Linked DNA regions of Homo sapiens: region 2 is linked to region 1. The links are chromatin loops, found by intact Hi-C in ENCODE. Cell type or tissue: heart left ventricle. All regions are shown on one strand. Each heading gives the region's core, and the rest is flanking DNA. Links, peaks and the distances in the headings are about the cores only.

Region 1 (10,334 bases), core at 1,564-9,563:
TAGAAAATAGTACAGCAAGGCCAGGAGAGCAGGGTGGAGGCCCCTGGAGTCCCTGAGTGAGAAAGGCTGATGCCTTGGACTGAGGCGGAGATGAAGAGGTGCTGATAGATATAGGAGGATTTGTAGCAAAGAGCCAACAGAACGGGTGATGGAGTCACTGTGCAGAGAGGAGCAGGGGATCAGGGTGAGGCCAGCTGCAGACGATCCCAGGAAAAGGGTCTGAAGAGCCTCCAAGTCCTATCCAGTGGCCAGCCGTCCGTGAAGCCATGGGCAGAGCCATGGACTTGGGGACACTGGAGGTGAAGACATGAAAACATATTCCAGGAATGAAGACCGTTCTCCCTCCTGGAAATAGGCAGGAAATAGGCCCAGGGAAGTCTTTGAGAGGAGAGGTTTGAGCCCCGCCCTGCCCTGGAGCTGTGGACTGACCATCTCTGGGGGCTCAGAGCCTGGGTGCCCTCCCAAGACCTCCTTGGGGACCTGGGGCTCCTGGAGGATTCCTCCCAGGCAGCCCCAGCCCAGGCTCAGCCACTGGGGAAGCACAAGAAAAGGCCTACAGGTGGAGCCATGCACAAGACAAGATTCCAGACCCCCTTCCCCACCGCGGTGGCTCACACCTATAATCCCAGCACTTTGGGAGGCCAAGGCAGGCAGATCACTTGAGTTCAGGAGTTCGTGATCAGCCTGGCCAATATTGTGAAACACCCGTCTCTACTAAAAATACAAAAATTAGCCAGGTGTGGTGGCAGGGGCTCGTAATCCGAGATACTCGGGAGGCCGAGGCAGGAGAATTGCTTGAACCTGGGAGGCGGAGGTTGCAACGAGCTGAGATGGTGCCTGCACTCCAGCCTGGGCGACAGAGTGAGACTCCGTCTCAAGAAAAATTCTAGCCCCCGTAGCGCTGACCTTCTAGCGGTGGAAGCCGTCAGCATAGGAACATGTAAGTTAATTAATACGTTGTGTAATGTAGTTTCAGAGAGGGACAACTCGTGGGTGGGGCTGGGACGTCAATAGAGAAGGGGCCAGGGTGGGATCCCCTGAGGACGTAGAGCTGAGGCCTAAAGTACACCAAGAAGCCACTCATGGAAAGAGCATTCCTGGGGCCCAGAGCAAGAGGCTCACACCTGTAATCCCAGCACTTTAGGAGACTGAGGCAGGAGTATTGCTTGAGGCCAAGAGTTTGAGACTAGCCTGGGCAATATAGGGAGACCACCCCCACACCCTATCCCTCCAAAAAAAAAGAAAGAAAGAAAAAACTAGCCAAGCATGATAGTGTGTGCCTGTAGTCCCAGCACACAATCCCAGCACTACCAGTCCTTGGGAGGCTGAGGTGGGAGGATCTCTTGAGCCCAGGAAGTCAAGGCTACAGTGAGCTATAACTGCACCACTGCACTCCATCCTGGGTAACAGAGTGAAATCCCATCTCATTAAAAGAAAAAAAAAAAGGCCAGGTGTAGTGGCCCACGCTTGTATTCCCAGCACTTTGGGAGGCTGAGGCGGGTGGATCACTTGAGGTCAGGAGTTAGAGACCATCCTGGCCAACATAGTGAAACCACATCTCTACTAAAAATACAAAAATTAGCTGGGCGTGGTGGCTTGTATCTGTAATCCCAGCTACTCGGGCGGCTGAGGCAAGAGAATTGCTTGAACCTGGGAGGTAGAGGTTGTCGTGAGCCGAGATTGCGGCACTGTACTTCAGCCTGGGTGACAGAGCAAGACTCCGTCTCAAAATAAATAAATAAAGAAAAGAAAAAAATAGGGAAAGAACATTCCTGGAGGAGGGAGGAGCCAGTGCAAAGGCTTGAGGTGGAACATAGAGGGCTAGGGTGGCTGGGAGGGTGAGAAGATGGGGTTGGAGGGTGTGGGCCAGGCCTGGAAGGTGAGTGACATTGGGGAGTGTGACCCTGGGGAGGCATGGAGGGTTTCAAGCAGGGGTGGTGTGTTCACCTCCCCTCGCCTGTCAGACTCTTCTCTCTGCAGCCTGGAAAACCCCTCACAGGCAGTTCCCGGTCTCTCGGGGTCTTTCCATGGTCTCTGCCTCTCCCAGCCCCAAGACAGGTACTCTTTGAGCTGGAATTTCCCCCAGGGGAGTGTGAGCAGGATCTGTGGCCAGTGGGGGATACGAATACTCACCTCCCTTAAGGCCACGGACCTCCTACTCTGCTCCAGGCATGGACCACCTACCACGCGCCAGGTCTTGTGCTGGGGGCACCGGAAGCCTGGGCCCCTCTGCCCCTCACAGCCCACCCGTCGGAGGCAGGATTCACGGTCCATTTCACAGACTGGGAGACCCAGACTCAGAGTCACTGACTCAGGACTACCTGGCTCGGAAGGCAGGAGGCAGGATTTGAACCCAGCTGCATCTGACCCCAAAGGCCTGTGAGATCTCATTCGAGCCTCACAACACCTCTGTGAAGATTGGGGCTGTGGATTCACTTGCCCCTTTCCTACCTGCCCCCTTCGGTAAATGGCACTGTCAGCTCCTTGGTCGCTGAGCCGGATACCCCAGAGCCATTCTCAATCTTTTTTTTTTTTTTTTTGAGACAGAGTCTTGCTCTGTCACCAGGCTGAAGTATAGTGGCACCATCTCAGCTCACTGCAACCTCCGCCTCCCAGGCTCAAGCGATTCTCCTGCCTGAGCCTCCCGAGTAGCTGGTACTACAGGCATGCACCACCACGCCCAGCTAATTTTTGTATTTTAGGTAGAGATGGGGTTTCACCATTTTGGCCAGGAAGGTATTGATCTCTTGACCTCATGATCCACCTGCCTCGGCCTCCCAAAGTGCTGGGATTACAGGCATGAGCCACCGTGCCCAGTTTTTTTTTGCTTTTGTTTTTGTTTTTTTTTAAGACACAGTCTCACATTGTTGCCCAGACTGTAGTGCAGCGGTGAGCTCTCAGCTCGCTGAAACCTCCATTTCCTGGGTTCCAGAGATCCTCCCACTTCAGCCTCCTGCCTCCTGCGTAGCTGGGACTACAGGCGTGGCCGCTATGCCTGGCTATTTTTGTTATTATTAGTAGAGATGGGGTTTCACCATGTTGGCCAGGCTGGTCTCAAACTCCTGACTTCAACTGATCCACCCGACTTGGCCTCCAAAAGTGCTAGGATTACAGGCGTGAACCACAGCGCCCGGCCGACACCAGAGCCATTCTTGATTCCTCTCTTCTGCTGCCCTCTATTCCGGGGCTGTCAATGGCCTGCCAGTCACTCAATGGCCCTCGATGGGCCCCGCAGCAACTTTAACACTGGCCATGTAGGCTGTAATCATTTTTCCCTCCCTCAGGACAGAAAAGAAGGAAATTAAACTGTGGCAGGTTATCACTGATCTAGAGAAAGCCACACTGAGGTCTGTGGGCACCTTTCTCTAAAGACATACTTCACGTGGTTGCAGTAACTAAACGCTCCTGGAAGCCGGGCCAGCTGGCAGCTCACGGGTGCCTTAAAGAATATTATGGGAACTGCCTGTTGGTCCCACCCCAGGGGAGCAGTGGGCAGATGGTGCCCCCATGGCCCACACCTTTGGCCATAAGAGAAATCATAAGAAGGCTGAGGGGGCTGGGTGCAGTGGCTCACCCCTGTAATCCCAGCCCTTTGGGAGGCTAAGGCAGGGGGATCTCTTGAGGTCAGGAGTTTGGGACCAGCCTGGGCAATATAACCAGACCCTGTCTCTGCCAAAAAAATAATAAGAAAATTATCCAGCCATGGTGGTACCTTTAGTCCCAGCTCTTGGAGAGGCTGAGACTGGAGGATTGCTTTAGCCTAAGAGGTTGAGGCAAAAAAGAGAGAGAAAGAGAGGTCAGAATTACCACCCACCTACCCACATTGAAGCCGTATCCTACTTTGGGGTAATATTCTAAAATTGCAGTAATGGGCCAGGCACGGTGGCTCATGCCTATAATCCTAGCACTCTGGGAGGCCAAGGTGGGAGGACTGCTTGAGCTCAGGAGTTTGAGACCAGCCTGAGCAACACAGTGAGACTTTGTCTCTACAAAAAATACAAAAAACAAAACAAAACAAAAAACCCACAAAAATTAGCCAGGTGTGGTGGCATATGCCTGTAGTCCCAGCTATTTGGGAGGCTGAGGCCAGAGGCTCACTTGAGCCCAGGAGATCGAGGCTGCAGTGAGCTATCATCATGCCGCTGCACTCCAGCCTGGGTGACAGAGGGAAACCTTGTCTCAAAAATAAAATAAAATCGCAGTGATGGATACACAAGTCCGCAGATACACTAAAAACCACTGCTGTGTACGGTTTACATGGGTGAATTCTATGTGAATTATAACTAAATAAATCTGTTAAAAATAAGCAAACCCCCCAGGTTCCCTGTATCTTCCCCCAGGGAGGGAGTCTGAATCTGTTCAGATAAACACAAAGTTTAAAAAAAAAATCATAAAAACACCCTAATATTTCCTAACAGCAAGAATCGGAACTAACATTTATTTAGTGCTTTTGACATGCTGGGCCCTGTTCTATGTTTCAAGTCCTGTAACTCTCACCACAACCCTGTCAGGCAGAGATTGTTATTCCTCCATTTAACAGGTGGGGAAACTGAGGCACACAGTGGGAACGTGAGTTGCCAAAGGTCACACTACACACTGCAGAGTTTGAACCAGGCAGGTTGGCTCTAAAACCTTCACTCCTGGCTGGGCGTGGTGGCTCACGCCTGTAACCCAGCACTTTGGGAGGCTGAGGCAGGCAGATCACCTGAGGTCAGGAGTTCCAGACCAGCCTGGCCAACATGGTGAAACCCTGTCTCTACTAAAAATACAAAAATTAGCTGGGCGTGGTGGCGGGCACCTGTAATCCTGGCTACTTGGGAGGATGAGGCAAGAGGATCACTTGAATGCAGGAAGTGAAGGTTGCAGTGAGCCAAGATCACATACTGCTGCACTCCAGCCTGGGTGACAGAGCGAGACTTTGCCTCAAAATAAAAAACCAAAAAACATAATCAACAAGTGATACCACCCTGGGGTGGACCACCACCATATTCTCACACCTGTGAGCTGCTGGCTGGCCCAGTTTCCAGACATATTCTATTTACTGTGATCATGGGAAGTGTATCTTATTTTATTTTTCTTTCTTTTCTTTTAGTGACAGAGTCTTACTCTGTTGCCCAGGCTGGAGTGCAGTGGTGAGATCACAGCTCACTGCAGCCTCGAACTCCTGGGCTCAAGTGATCCTCCTGCCTCAGCCTCCCCAGTAGATGGGACGACAGGTGTACACTGCCACACCCGGTTTGAGAGCGATCTTTTCTTTTTGTTAATTTTTTTTTTAATTTTTATTTTTTGTAGAGACAGGGTCTCACTAAGTTGCCCAGGCTGTTCTTGAACTCCTGGCCTCAAGAGATCCTCCTGCCTCAGCCTCCCAAAGGGCTGGGATTACAGGCATGAACCTCTGTGATGAAGTATATGTGATCCTCCCGCATTGGCCTCCCACAGTGCTGGGATTACAGGCATGAGCCACTGAGCCGGGCCTGAAGCGTGTCTTTTTTTTTTTTTTTTTTTTTTTGAGATGGAGTCTTGCTCTGTCACCCAGGCTGGAGTGCAGTGGCGCGATCTCGGCTCACTGCAACCCCTGCCTCCCGGGTTCAAGTAATTCTCTGCCTCAGCCTCCCGAATAGCTGGGATTACAGGTGCCCATCACCTCGCCTGGCTAATTTTTTCTATTTTTAGTAGAGATGGGGTTTCACCATCTTGGCCAGGCTGATCTTGAACTCCTGAACTCGTGATCCACCCTCCTCGGCCTCCCAAAGTGCTGGGAATACAGGTGTGAGCCAACGCGCCCGGCCGAAGTGTGTCTTTTGAGAAATGTGTAACCTTCTCTGGACAACCTTTTTTCAGCTGTACCTCACCCACTTCCTCATCTGCCCCCTGCTGAATCATTCTATTTCAGGTCTCCGGCATTGTATCATTTGATATGATTCATTAATATCGTCTAAAAATGCCATATCTCCTCCATTGTTTCCTAAATATATTTTTATGGTTCATTGGGTCAAGTCAAGAGACAAAGTCCAAATGTCACATTTGGTTGCTACATCTCTTAGAGCCCCTTTGGTCTATAACGGTTCTCTCCTTTGTATTTCCTGGCCCGTTAATTGTTAGAGAAAGTGCAGAATCGTCACTCATAATCACTAATTTGCTGCCCCTGACATGGCCTCCAGCAGAAAGGCCTCCAGCCTGGGCCTTCTGGTGAGCCTGAGGATCCCACGTTATTGGGTAATTATCTTGAAAGAAACAAAATTAGGCCTGGGTAGAGAAGGGAGTCACACCGTTGTTGGTGGCAGCTAAATATACTCATTTGTCCATTTTGTCACAAGCCCTGTCAATTCCACTTTCAAAGTGTATCTGGCATCTGTCTGCATCTCTCTTGCAGGAAGCAGATTCGGGGAGGCGAGGGAGGAGGCAGGAAGACCAGGGAGGAGGCTCCTACAGTGTGGGCAAGAGCTGATGATGGCCTGAGCTGGGGCTGGGGCTTTGGGGAGGAAGGAATGGGGACAGGTTCCAGGAATCTTCTGGAGGTAGAATTGTCAGGTGCTTTGAGAGCTGGGTCCTTTCTCGCTGGGAGAAGCAGCCTTCTTACCCCTAGTTCATCGGCTCAGATGCCTCCTCCCAGCTCCCAGCTGTAGCTGTGGGGATGACACAAACACAAAATGAGGGCGACTCACTTCTCAGCAAGGGCCACCAGCACCCCATGCTCACCCTCCTGGGAAGCATGAGCCAACAAGAGGGAGGCAATGGGGAGCCACAAGGGCGCAGTACCAGAAGCAGCCGCTTCGCAGGTGCATGAACTCGGCAGTTGGATACCGTTCTGAGCCTCAGTTTCCCCACCTGGGAAGTGGGAATGCTCGTTCCCACCTGGCTGAGCATTTTCAAGAATTAAATGGCGATCCCTATTATTAAGGGGTGGCCTTGACGAAGAGAGCCTAGGTGGCCCCAGGCAGGTCAGGAGGAGGTGAGATGTGGCTGGCAGAGAGCCTGGGTGTCATGAAAGCTTGATCAGCAACTAACCCAGATACGGGGCCGAGGCCAGGCACAGTGGCTCAGGCCTGTAATCTCAGCACTTTGGGAGACCGAGGTGGGTGGATCACCTGAGGTCAGGAGTTCCAGACCAGCCTGGCCAGCATGGTGAAACCCAGTCTATACTAAAAATACAAAACCTAGCCAGGCATGGTGGCGGGTGCCTGTAATCCCAACTACTTGGGAGGCTGAGGCAGGAGAATCCTTTGAACCCGGTGGAGGTTGCAGTGAGCTGAGATCGCGCCACTGCCTTCCAGCCTGGGTGACAGAGCAAGATTCCGTCTCAGAAAAAAAAAAAAAAGATATGGGGCCAAGCACATCCCAGCTGGCCTCTGATCCCACTGGTGTCAGCCTCTGAAAGCCCTGATTATAGGCACTGTGTACTAACAAGGCGGTAAGATTGGTGGTGTGTGTGTGTGTGTGTGTGTGTGTGTGTGTGTGTGTGTGCGCGCGCGCGCGCGCTGTCCATGGTTCTGAACCACACCCCTTTATCCCCACCATTCCCGAGTTTCTGTCAAGCCTCTGGACCTTTCCTTTCCTTTCCTTTCTTTTCTTTTTCTTTTTCTTTTCTTCTTCTTTTTTTTTTTTTTTTTTGGAGATAAGAGTCTCGCTCTGTTGCCCAAGCTGGAGTAAAGTGGGGCCATCTTGGCTCACTAAAGCCTCCGTTTCCCAGGTTCAAGCGATTCTAGTACCTCAGCCTCTCGAGTTGCTAGGACTACAAGCATGCACCACCACACACCACACCTGGCTAATTTTTGTATTTTTAGTAGAGATGGGGTTTTGCCATGTTGCCCAGGCTAGTCTTGAACTCCTGAGCTCATGCAATCCGCCCAACTCAGCCTCCCAAAGTGCCGGCATTACAGGCATGAGCCCCCGTGCCCGGCTTATTTTCCTTTTCTTTTAAATTTTTATTTGTAAATTTCTTTTTGAGACAGGGTCTTATTCTGTTGCCCAGGCTAGAGTGCAGTAGTGAGATCACAGGTCACTGCAGCCTCAGCTTCGTAGGCTCAAGCAATCCTCCCCGCATCAGCCTCCCAAATAGCTGGGACTACAGGTGTGCACCACTACACCTGGCTAAGTTAATTTTTTTTTTTCATGGAGACAGGATCTTGCTATGTTGCTCAGGCTGGTTACAAGCTCCTGTCCTCAAGTAATCCTCCCACCTCGGCCTCCCAAAGCACTAGGATGGCCGGCATGAGCTACGACAGTTGGCCTCCTTTGTTTTCCTATTCTACTTTTATGTGAAATCACCTACGTTAGTGAAGAGGAAGCTCAGAAGATGGTTAAGGCCTTGGACTCTAGGGTCAGACTTCCCGAATGCAAATATTGGCTGAGCCACCCACCAGCTTCATGATCCTGGGCAATTTTCTTAGTAATCTCCCTGTGACTCAGTTTCCTCATGTATAAAAGAAGCATAATCACGTGCCCTCCTAATAGGCATGTTATGAGGATTAAATGAGGTTAAGCATAATATTCCTAGGGGTGAGTTAATACTTGTAAAGGGCCGGGTGTGATGACTCATGCCTGTAATCCCAGGACTTTGGGAGGCTGAGGTGGATGGATCACTTGAGGCCAGGAGTTCAAGACCAGCCCGTGCAACATGGTGAAACCCTATCTCTACTAAAAGTACAAAAATTAGCTGGGTGTGGTGGCTCACCTGTAATCCCAGCTACTCAGAGGTTGAGGTAGGAGAATTACTTGAACCTGGGGGGCAGAGGTTGCAGTGAGCCGAGATCATGCCACTGCACTCCAGCCTAGGAAACAGAGTGAGACTCCGTCTCAAACAAACAAACAATCAAAAAACTTGTAAAGCACTCAGAATCATAGTCAGTACAGGAACGTCTTTGCATGATGTCCTTCACCTTCGAAGGGACCTCAATAGTCTCTGAGAGTTTCTTTGTTTTATTTTATTTTTTCTTTTCTTTTTCTTTTTTTTTTTTGAGGCTGAGTCTCGTTCGGTTGCCCAGGCTGGAGTGCAGTGGCATGATCTTGGCTCACTGCAACCTCCGCCTCCCGGTTTCAAGTGATTGTCCTGCCTCAGCCTCCTGAGAACTGGGATTACAGGTATGCACCACCATGCCCAGCTAATTTTGGTATTTTCAGTAGAGACGGGGTTTCACCATGTTGGTCAGGCTGGTCTTGAACTCCTGACCTTGTGATTTGCCTGCCTCGGCCTCCAAAGTGCTGGGATTACAGGTGTGAGCAACTGCACCCGGCCTTTTTTTTTTCTTTTTTTTTTTTTTTTTTTTTTTTTATGACAGAGTCTTGCTCTGTCTCCCAGGCTGGAGTGCAGTGGTGTGATTTCAGCTCACTGCAACCTCTGCCTCCCAGGTTCAAGCGATTCTCTTGTCTCAGCCTCCCGAGTAGCTGGGACTACAGGTGCACCACCACACTCAGCTAATTTTTGTATTTTTTAGTAGAGATGAGTTTTCACCAAATTGGCAAGGCTGGTCTCAGACTCCTAACCTCAGGTGATCCGCCTACCTCGGCCTCCCAGAGTGCTGGGATTACAGGTGTGAGCCACCAGGCCCGGCATATATCTCCTTTTTTCTAACATAGAAAATCTGGGTTTCTAACAACATTAACACAATTTCTTCCTTCCTTCCTTCCTTCCTTCCTTCATTCCTTCATTCCTGTCTTTCTTTCTCTCTTTTTGAGTCAAGGTCTGGTTGTATCACCCATGCTGGAGTGCAGTGGCATAATCTTGGCTCACTGCAACCTCTACCTCCTGGGCTCAAGCCATCCTTCCACCTCAGCCTCCTAAGTAGCTGGGACTACAGGCATGCACCACCAAGCCTGGCTAGTTTTTGTATTTTTTAATAGAGACAAGGTTTCGCCAGTTTGAGGAGGTCTCAAACTCGTGAGCTCAAACGATACACCCGCCTTGGCCTCCCAAAGTTCTGAGATTACAGGTGTGAGCCCCCGTGCTCGGCCAATTTCTTATTTTCTTTATCCTATATTACAAAGATAATCATTTCTTTTTAAAAATTTACAAAGAAAAGAGGTTTAAAAGTTCAAGATTGGGACCAGGCGTGGTGGCTCATGCCTGTAATCCTAGCACTCTGGGATGCCGAGGCAGGCGGATCTTTTGAGGTCAGGAGTTCGAAACCAGCCTGGCCAACATGGTGAAACCCCATCTCTACTAAAAATACAAAAAATTAGCTGAGTGTGGAGGCAGGCGCCTGTAATCCTAGCTACCTGGGAGGCTGAGGCAGGAGAATTGCTTGAACCCAGGAGGCAGAAGTTGCAGTGAGCCAAGATGGTGCCATCGCACTCCAGCCTGGGTGACAAAGCAAGACTCCATCTCGAAAAAAGAA
Region 2 (10,334 bases), core at 1,079-9,078, 48 kb after region 1:
GGCAGGCGCCTGTAACCCCAGCTACTCAGGAGGCTGAGGCGGGAGAATCGCTTGAACTCAGGAGGTGGAGGTTGCAGTGAGCTGAGATCTCGCCACTGCACTCCAGCCTGGGCGACAGAGTGAGTGAGACTCCGTATTAAAAAAAAAAAAAAAAGTCTACTATTCAAAGGCTTTTAGTTTATAGAATTGTGCAACTGTCACCACTGTCAGTTTCAGAACATTTTTCTACAGCTTCAAAAGAAACCTCATCCCCTTTAGCCATCGCTGTCTAATTTCCTTGTTCCCCCAGCCCTAAAACCATGAATCCGCTTTCTGTCTCTGTGAATTTGCCTGTTCTGGACATTTCACATCAATGGAACTGTATACTCGGTGCGTTTTTTTTTGTTTGTTTGTTTTGTTTTTTTTGTGTGTGTGTGAGACAGAGTCTCACTCTGTCACCCAGGCTGGAGTGCAGCTCACTACAACCTCTGCCTCCTGAGTTCAAGAGATTCTCATGCCTCGGCCTCCCGAGTAGCTGAGACTAGAGACATGCGGCACCATGCCCAGCTAATTTTTGTATTTTTAGTAGAGACAGGGTTTCACCATGTTGGCCAGGCTGGTCTCGAACTCCTGATCTCAGATGATCCACCTGCCTCGGCCTCCCAAAGTGCTGGGATTATAGGCATGAGCCACTGCGCCTGGCCCCCTGTGGCATTTCACACCTGACTTCTCTCACTCAGTGTACTGTTTCCAAGGTTCATCCACGATGCAGCCCGTATCAGTGCTTTATTCTTTTCCATGGCTGAATAATGCTCCGTTGTATGGATAGACCGGATTTTGTTCATCCACTTGTCTGTCGACGGACATTTGGGGTGTTTCCACCATTTGTGTACAGTTTCCTATGGATTTTTAGGTTTTCAATTCTTGTGGGAGTTCCCAACTCTTAAGCAAGCTGCTCAAATTCCTGCCTACGGGCTTTTGCTCATGCTGGGATTTCCCTACCTGGGAACTCCCCTCCCCTTTCCCCACACCCGGTAGAATCCAACTTGTTCCCCATGATCCAGCTACGTCCCTTTCCTCACTGCTCCCCGTTCTTCTCACCATAACGAGGGACAGGCAGTCTTTCTGCACTCTATCCTTTATCCTGGGCTGTGCTTGCGGTGTGATCTTGGGCCACTCGCTCAGCTTCTCTGAACCCCAGTGGGGTTTATCTGTGACGCAAGGATCTAATTCTGATCCCATGGGGGTGCTAGGAGGATCGAGATGGCAAGAGCTCTGTGTCCTGGAAGCCTGGAAAGGGATGATGTACTGGGGCAGGCATTAGTTTATTTCTTCAGCCAGCTGTTTCTGCTAAGTGCCAGCTTCATGCCTGAGGGGGTTTACTGTTGTAAAACCATAATGATCCTGCCTTCAGGGAGCTGGGACAGGGGTTCTTAACTGGGAGGGAATTTGGTCCTAGGAGACAAATCTGGAGATGTCATCTGGAGACATCTTTGGATGCCATGATGTGGGGAGGAGTGCTACTGGTTTCTAGAAAGAGGTCAGGGATGTTGCCAAACCTTCCATGATGCACAGGCAAGCGCCCATAACAATGAATGACCTGGCCCCAAATACTAATAGTGCCAAGGTTGATGAACCCTGGTCTGGTGATGTTATGGTTGTTCATTCGTTTTTCATGTGTGCCTGTATTTATTAAATTTTTTTTTGCATTCACAACCCTTGCCTTTTTCCAAGATGGATTCGAGGTAACTTACAGAGATACCAACAAAACAACAGGATTTTTTTAATGAGGACGTTGAGGTAGAAAACAATAAGAAGGAAGGAACTTTTTTTTTTTTTCCCGAATGATACCCATATTAAAGCACACTACTTTCAGAAGTGGGACATACATTTGGCTCTGAGCTTCCTAGTGGCCAGAGCAAAAAGAGAACCAATTAATTTCAAGATTCTCACTGACCCAAAATTGAAAATAAATTAAGAGCTTAAGGGAAGTCCAGCCTTCTTGGGTGTGAAGGGCTTTTCTCCTACAGGCCCTTATACAGGGGCCAAGGCAATGTGCTGGAGGAGACAGCACTGTTCTCGACACAGCTCTGCAGGGAACATGATAGTGAGTATCACATTGCATCCTCTGATGCAGGCCTGTGATGCAAGGCTGAGGCCAGCTTGGCAAGGCAGCTATACATGGGGCACCTGCCCTGAGAGTGGGGGTTTTACTTTCCCAACTTTGGAACAGAAAACGTGGTCCACACTGTAGGCAGTTCAGAATAGCAGTGGAAGCTGGGGCTCTGGAGCCAAACTGCCTGGGGTGAGGATGTGGATTTACTCCCAAATGGTGGTGTGACCTTGGGCCATTCCTGAAAGCTCTCTGAACTCAGTTTCCTCATCCATAATATAGGACAGGAATAGCACTTCGCTCGTAAGGTTGTTGGAAGGATACAGTGAAGTAGGCCGGGCGCAGTGGCTCACGCTTGTAATCCCAGCACTCTGACCAGCTGAGGCAGGTGGATCACCTGAGGTCAGGAGTTCGAAACCACTCTGGTCAACATGGCAAAACCCCACCTCTACTAAAAATACACAAAAAAATTAGCTGGGCATGGTGGTGGGGGCCTGTAGTCCCAGCTACTCGGGAGGCTGAGGCAGGAAATTCGATTGAACCCGGGAGGCAGAGGTTGCAGTGAGCCGAGATCGTGCCACTGCACTCCAGCCTGGGCATGTTGTAGTTTTGTGGCTGCAGGCATACCTCAGAGATACTATGGTTTTGGTTCCAGACCACCACAATAAAGCAAAAATTGCAAGAAAGCAAGTCACAGAAATGTTTTGGTTTTCCAGTGCATATAAAATTAATATCAGCAGTAAGCCTGTTTCACTTTCTTATCATTCATGTGCGTACTTTTAATTTCCTTCAGGAACTTTTCTGGCCAGGCGAGGTGGCTCACATCTATAATCCCAGCACTTTGGGAGGCCGAGGCAGGTGGATCAGTTGCGATCAGGAGTTCGAGACCAGCCTGGGCAACATGGCAAAACCTCGTCTCTACAAAAAATACAAAAATTAACTGGGCATGGTGGTGCGTGCCTGTAGTCCCAGCTACTCGGGAGGCTGAGGTGGGCAGATGGCTTGAATCTGGGAGGTGGAGGTTGAAGTGAGCCGAGATCATGCCACTGCACTCCAGCCTGGGTGATACAGCCAGACCTTATCTCAAAAAATTAAAAAATAAAAATTAAAAAAAATCCAGGGGCAGAGGGAACCATGTGGGACGGATAGCATCAGACAGACCAGATGGTGAGTAGGGTGTAGAGGTCAGTGCCATCAGCCTATCATGCCTGTTCTGTGTCTGATAGCAATAGCCCACAATAAGTTTAACGAAAAAGGATCCCTCAACTAAATCAATGATCACATATCCTGTGTGTGCAACACTTTGAAGGAAGAATGGGGGCTCCCAGAAGATCAGGCTGTGCGCAGGCCGTGGGAGAGGTTGGTCTTGATCCTAAAGAGGCAGCTATTGATAAGTTTCCGTGGGAACAGTGGAACCTACCTCCTGGTGCGGTTGTGAGAGTGACATGTGTAGTGTGGGAAGCTCTCGGGGCTCTCACGGTAACTCTCTTGCTTCTCTTTCTCTTAGAGACAGGGTCTCACTCTGTTGCCCAGGCTAGAGTGCAGTGGTGCAATCATAGCTCACTGCAGCTTCGAACTCCTGGCCTCCAGCGATCCTCCTGCCTTGGCCTCCGTGCCCGGCTGGCTGCTGCTTTACTTTTTCTTGCTTCCTCCCCTCTTCTCACTCCTTGTCCCATCTCAATTCTTTTTCTTTTCATTTCTCTTTTTCCCTCCCTTCTTTCTCCTTTTCTTCCCTTCCTTCCTTGCGGCCCCTGCCTAGGAGTCTCCCTCCTGTGCGGCTCTGGGCTGTAAAGAGAGACACGGGGCTGGGAAGGGGTCCCCCACACTGTGAAGGGAGCCCAGGGCAGTGCTAGCTGTGCTCCTTTCCCTCTTCCCAGTCCTCCGGGAGGTGCACAGGATCCCGCCTGGGAGGAATCCTGGGCCTCGTGGGGGTTTCTGAAGACATAGCCAGACCTGCGTGGCATCCCCCCATTGAATACTAGGGGCCACATTCCCCACGGGGACACAGGCACTTGTCACAGCCCCACTGGTGAAGTCCACGGTGCGTAATTCAGCTCATCCTCCATCCAGAGCTGGCTGGGGGGATGCTGAGAGCTTGGGCTCCCTGTTTGCACAGTGGAGAGAGAGAGAGAGAGAGGAAAGGACACATTCCTGTTCCTGGGAGCCCTGAGGGCCTGCACACGGGTGAGGGACCCATTCAAGTGCCCCACGTCCAGCAGTGGTCCTGGCCGATTCCTGGAGTAGGCAAGGAAGTTCCGTTCTTTCCCGCATTGCTCCAACTTCCCGACACAGGAGAACAGATGTTTCACATCCAAAGATGACCGAGATGGCAGTGGCTTCATTACACTGAGCAGGCAGTTCCTTGAACAGGCGTGGGTGGGTCCCAGCCTCTTCAGGAAGCAGTTTGACGCAGCGTTTCAGGGGCCTGGAAATGTCTATACTTTTCTCGTCAGTAATCACACTTCTGGGAATTTGCCCAAAGGAAATAACCCTAAAAAAAAAAAAAGAAAAGAAAAGCCATGTGCCCAGCAATATCTATTGCAGTGACATTTTATAATAGGGAACCATCCAGGTGACACAACTGTGGCCACCACCTAGTAGATTCTTTTTTTTTTTTTTTTTTTTTTAAGAGAGACAGAGTCTTGCTGTGTTGCCCAGGCTGGTCTCGAACTCCTGGGCTCAAGCAATCCTCCTGCCTTGGCCTCCCAAAGTGCTGGGATTACAAGCGTGAGCCATCACACCTGGCCGAGAGATTCTTGATGATGGCATTTGTGCTCCTGGATCCAGCCATGCCTGAAGTCCTCACCATGGACTTTCCAACTATATGAGCAAATAAATTCCCTTTGCTATCTAAACAATATATTTATGATACAAAACTGTGCAATTAGTTGGGTCGTAATGAGGATTAAATGAACTAATGATATATGAAATACTTGCTTCACAGGGGCTCATGAGAGGTCAGCTCTCAGGAATTTCTTTCCCTTCAGTGAATGTAGTTCCAAGTTAAAATCCACCAAGCATATTCCACATTTTAGAGCAGGCATGAATGGGTTTGGTTGATTTAGAACAATAAGCACACAGAACTGAAATTTCACATCACCACCTACCCCTCCAGTGTCTCACTATGTTGCCTAAGCTGGTCTCAAACTCCTGGGCTCAAGCAATCCTCCTGCCTCAGCCTCCCAAAGTGCTGGAGTTACAGGCATGAGTCACCACGCCCAGCCTCTAGTGGAGTCTCGCTCTGTTGCCCAGGCTGGAGTGCAGTGGCGTGATCTTGGCTCACTGAAAGCTCCGCCTCCCAGGTTCATGCCATTCTCCTGCCTCAGCCTCCTGAGTAGCTGGGACTACAGGCGCCCGCCACCACGCCTGGGTAATTTTTTTTTGTATTTTTAGTAGAGATGGGGTTTCACTGTGTTAGCCAGGATGGTCTCGATCTCCCGACCTTGTGATCCGCCCGCCTCAGCCTCCCAAAGTGCTGGGATTACAGGCGTGAGCCCCTGCGCCCGGCCTCTAGTGGATTCTTAAATGTGCATTTATAAGAAGGAGTTCTGAGAGCTCTTTGTCAGCTAAGCTGGAAACACAATTGCATGCCTGCTGAGGTGGCCGGGTTGGGATGGGGGCTGCGGATTTTCCGAACCATTTCTGATACTGCCGCATTGCTCTGTCTGCTAGGAAACCTTGCCAGGCAGCTGTGTCCCCCAGGGCGTTTCCAGCCATTCCCAGGCTAAAACTGGAGCGCCTGTTCCATTTTGGAAAATGAAGACCGACATCTCAAGGCGTGTTTCCTTTTTGGATGTTCCCCTGGATTTCTGGAGGGGAAGAGAAGGGCGCGTGGAAGACAGCCAGGGAGGCCCTTGAAACCCCTCGGGAGGCAGAGCCCCTGGGGCAGGGATTTGGTCTTTTTCACCTCAAAAGCCTGCTGACAGCTCAAACAGCACCGCCCCCATCCTGGGGATGGAGGCAGGGAAGTTTATTTTTTCTAAAAGATTGTTAAAGGTCTTTATTTTATTGCAAAAGCAATACACGCTGATTGTTTAAAAAGAAACACACAAATAGTACAGAATTGTATAATATAAAGCTCCTGCCTGCAACCCCCTCCTCCTCTTCAGAGGGAGGCACCCTTTACTGTTTGTGTTCTTCCTTTTATTTTTAAATGTGTTCTATTTTATTTTCTAGATTGCCCAGGCTGGAATGCAGTGGTGTGATCACAGCTCGCTGCAGCCTCGGACTTCTGGGTTCAAGGGACCCTCTCACCTCAGCCTCCCGAGTAGCTGGGACTACAGGCATGGGCAACCATAATCTGCTAATTTTTTGTTATTTTTTTGTAGAGATGGGGTCTCGCTGGGTTGCCCAGGCTGGTCTGGGACTCCTGGCCTCGAGCAATCCTCCCACCTCGGCCTCTCAAAGCTCTGAGATTATAGGCGTGAGTCAGTCACTGAATCCCACCTGTGTCCTTTCTTTTAGATAGTTTCCATTTCAAGGCTTTCCAATTTTTTTTTTTTTTTTTTTTTGCAACAAGCCACAGTGAACAATAGATCTTACAACCTGGTACACACGGGCACTCGTATAGAAATAAAACACAAGTGTAACTCAACCATACTTGTGGCATGGAGTGCCCATCTGGAGTTGTGTAGTCTATTCCATTCCATTCAATTACATTTTGTTTACAAAGAAAGGTGGCTCGTCATAACCCAATCAAATGATTTCATGCCCCACTGCAGGTGTGACCTGCAGACAGACACCTGCTGTAGACAGTGACACACGAGGCCAGCTGTTCACGACTCCCTGTCCTACAGCTTGGGACTCACACTGAAGAATTTAGCAGCCTGCTTTCCATAACATTTCCATAACAGCCTGCGTAGGGCTCTTCCTTCCTCCTTAACAGTGGCAGAATATCTTATTATTTATATATTTTTGAGACGGGGTCTCATTCTATCACCCAGGCTGGAGTGCAGTGGTGCGATCTCAGCTCACTGTAACCTCCGCCTCCCGGGCTCAAGCAATTCTTGACTCAGCCTCCCAAGTAGCTGGGACTACAGGCATGTGTCACCACACCCAGCTAATTTTTTGTATTTTTGGTAGAGACAGGGTTTCACTATGTTGGCTGGTCTCGAACTCCTGAGCTCAGGCAATCCGTCCGCCTCGGCCTCCCCAAAAGTTCTGAGATGACAGGCATGAGCCACTGCACCCGGCCCCATTGGGCAGAGTTATCTTATTGAGTGGTTTTTCTGGAGGTATTTGTTCAACTCCTTCTGGAGTCATTTGCATTGTTTCCACGCTGGGGCTATCACTATTGAGGTCATGTGGGACATCCCATCCAGGCACAGGAGCAAGAACATCCCATCTAGGCACAGGAACAAGCACATCCATGTGGTAGATTCCCAGGGTGGAATTCTGGACTACAAAGCCACAGGCCAGGCAGGGTGGCTCACATCTGTAATCCCGACAACATGGGAGGCCTAGGCAGGCGGATTACTTGAGCCCAGGAATTTGAGACCAGTCTGGGCAACATGGTAAAACCCCGTCTCTACAAAAAATGCAAAAATTAGCCGGGTGCCTGTAGTCTCAGCTGCTGGGGAGGCTGAGGCAGGGGAGGATTGATTGAGCCCAGGAAGTGGAGGCTGCAGTGAGCTGTGATCACACCACCGCACTCCAGCCTGAGCGACAGAGCGAGACCCTGTCTCAAAAAAGTTAATAAATAAACAAAAGCGGCTCCTACTGTGTTTCCTTGTAGGAACCAGTCACGATTTTTAAGAAAATACTATGGTTTTATAAAGAGGATATTCTTGGTTCAGAAAGAGTTTGGGTCAAGTAGCTAACCTTACCCTGGTTCTGTGTGGCCAAGAGAGAGAAGAAAATTGGAGAGCCCCCTTCCCTCTGGGATTTCCCAAATATTTCCTCTACATTTCAGGGTCTAATTGTGGTAGCCCCATGAAGGTGTTCAGGGTGGAGGAGGGAGGCCAGTGGAATGGGGTTGGGTGGGGGAATGACCTCTGTCACAGAAGGGTGGGGAGGTGGGAAGGGGAGGCGGTTTTATTTGTCTGATTTGTGGAAACCCTCCAGACATTAAGGCCTCCGAGTGACATTCCCAGGATGGGGTCTGGAGGGCCGCCTGTGTGTGTGGAGGCAGGTGCAAAAGGAGGAGTGAGGGTGGGGGGATGGAGAATCAGGATTCTCCCCATTCCATTCCTGTCCATACTACCCTCTCTTTATTCACTTTTTCATGTGCCGGTGATGCGGGATTTTTCTTCTTGGTCACTTTCCAAACCAGGGACCCCCAGTAGGCGACACCCTGCCCAGGCCTCACTCAGCCACACTGACATGCCCCGGTTTGCCTGTATTATAGCTTGTATCCATGTTTGGCAGTTCCCGAGCTCTTGTACCATGCCCGAGAAGAATGAGGATATGCGGGACATTGGAGGAGGAGGGTGGGGAAGAATTTTATTGAGTAATGAAAACGGCTTTCAGCGGAGAGGGGACACAGGGTTGGTGCCCCTACCTGAAGGCAGGGAAGTTCTCCCCCTGTGGTTGGGTCTGGGGTCTCTTATGGACTCAGAATGGGGAGTGTGGGCTGACTGGTTTGTGAGTATTGCAAAAAGGTTAAAATGAAGACACCACTCAAAGGTGGGCATGACGGTGTAGAAAACCAATTAGGAAAAGGTAGGTATATGTCAAATAGGTGAAGGGTGGGGGCCAGCTAGAGGAAAGCATGCCAAACGGGAAGACAAGCTCCCAATCCAGTCCGAGAATTTAACTTCTAGCTTGGCTTTTGGGTTTTAAACTGTCTCCCACTTGGAGGTGGGGTTGCGCTGGGGACCCGGCCCATCTGCCTAGGCATTTGGCTGCCTCCTGCCACTCTCACAGGCCTATGCCAGGCATCTGGGACACAGCAGTGACTAACACACAAGCTTTATCCTCCCAGCAGGGACCCTCTAGCTGGGAAGACAGACGTGGAATAACAACCATGATGTAGTTATTTAGGAGGTGACAAATGTGGCCGAATGCAGTGGCTGGCACATGTAATCCCAGTGCTTGAGGCCAGGAGTTCCAGACCAGCCTGGGCAACACAGAGAGATCCCATCTCTACAAAAATAAAAAATACAAAAACAAGCTGGGCATGGTGGCTGGTGTCTGTAGTCCCAGCTACTCGGGAGGCCGAGGTGGTAGGATTGCTTGAGCCTAGGAGTTTGAGGCTGCCGTGAACTATATGATCACGCCACTGCACTCCAGCCTGGGAGACAGAGTGAGACCTGTCTCTAAATATAAAAAATTAAAAAATTAAAAAGGAGATGGTAGTGCAACAGAAAAAGGTGACAGGGTGGGAGTGTTTCATGAGGGTCGGGAAGGGGAGGATAACCTCAGATAGAGTGGTCAGTGGTGTTTGAGCACAGGTTTGAAGGAAGGAGCAGGCCACATAGATACCTGGGATGCCTGCAGTCCAGGCAGGAGGAGCAGCCGTGCAAAGGTCCTGAGGCAGGACAGTTCTGAAACAGCTGGGAGGAGGCCCCTGTGGCTGGAGTGGAGTGAGCAGAGTGGAAGATGTTTTGGAGGTGAGGGGCAGAGAAGAGACGAGGCTTAGGGTAACACAGGGCTCTAGAGTTCTCAGGAAGGGCTCTGCCGCCTCTCTGGGCTTTGGGGAGACTGAGTCCAGAGCTCAGGTAGGGGGTGGTTTGTGTCATGAGTCCATTTGCTTGGCTAGGACCATTTTCTTATCACGAAGCTGTGGCTACAGCAAACAGATCAAAACTGTGATTCTGGAAACACATGAGTTCCAGCCCAGGGCTCACTCATGGGCCTTGCAGGGTTTTGTTTTGGGTGGAAGGGGAGCTTAAAGTCAATAGCAACACCATCATCATAATAGCTGAAAGACTCATACCTATAATCCTAGCACTTTGGCAGTCCGAGGTGGGTGGATCATCTGAGGTCAGGAGTTCGAGACCAGCTTGGCCAACATGGTGAAACCCCGTCTCTACTAAAAATACAAAAGTTAGCCGGGCATGGTGATGCATGCCTGTAATCCCAGCTACCCAGAGGCTGAGGCAGGAGAATCGCTGGAACCCAGGAGGCGGAGGCTGCAGTGAGCCGAGATCGCACCACTGCACTTTAGCCTGGGTGACAGAGTGAGACTCTGTCCCCCCACCCCCCCATAAAAGGCTTGGTGCGGTGGCTCACACCTGTAATCCTAACACTTTGGGAGGCCGAGATGGGCAGATCACCTGAGGTCAGGAGTTTGAAACCAGCC

What was found. Hi-C counts contacts between places; a loop is a spot of excess contacts. Peaks named below come from ENCODE experiments on the same cell type or tissue, not always from the same donor. Only the 100,000 strongest peaks of a DNase experiment are listed, where the experiment ranks them.
Region 2: a loop joins it to region 1, with 5 times the contacts of the local background. A loop is called at or near these places in 11 of 110 quality-filtered maps.

What each region holds. Positions count from the first base shown.
Region 1 is chr16:11,647,523-11,657,856 of GRCh38, reverse strand. No RefSeq gene overlaps it. Among named protein-coding and RNA genes, the nearest start is that of SNN, 16 kb to the left of the region's middle. In heart left ventricle, for the core only: no CTCF peak of the experiment used is centred there; no DNase peak of the experiment used is centred there.
Region 2 is chr16:11,599,030-11,609,363 of GRCh38, reverse strand. It overlaps a transcript of LITAF not described here. Among named protein-coding and RNA genes, the nearest start is that of LITAF, 17 kb to the right of the region's middle. RefSeq lists enhancers at 113-162, 3,590-4,089, 5,539-6,131. In heart left ventricle, for the core only: no CTCF peak of the experiment used is centred there; a DNase peak (open chromatin) is centred at 5,827; H3K27ac peaks cover 1,515 bases.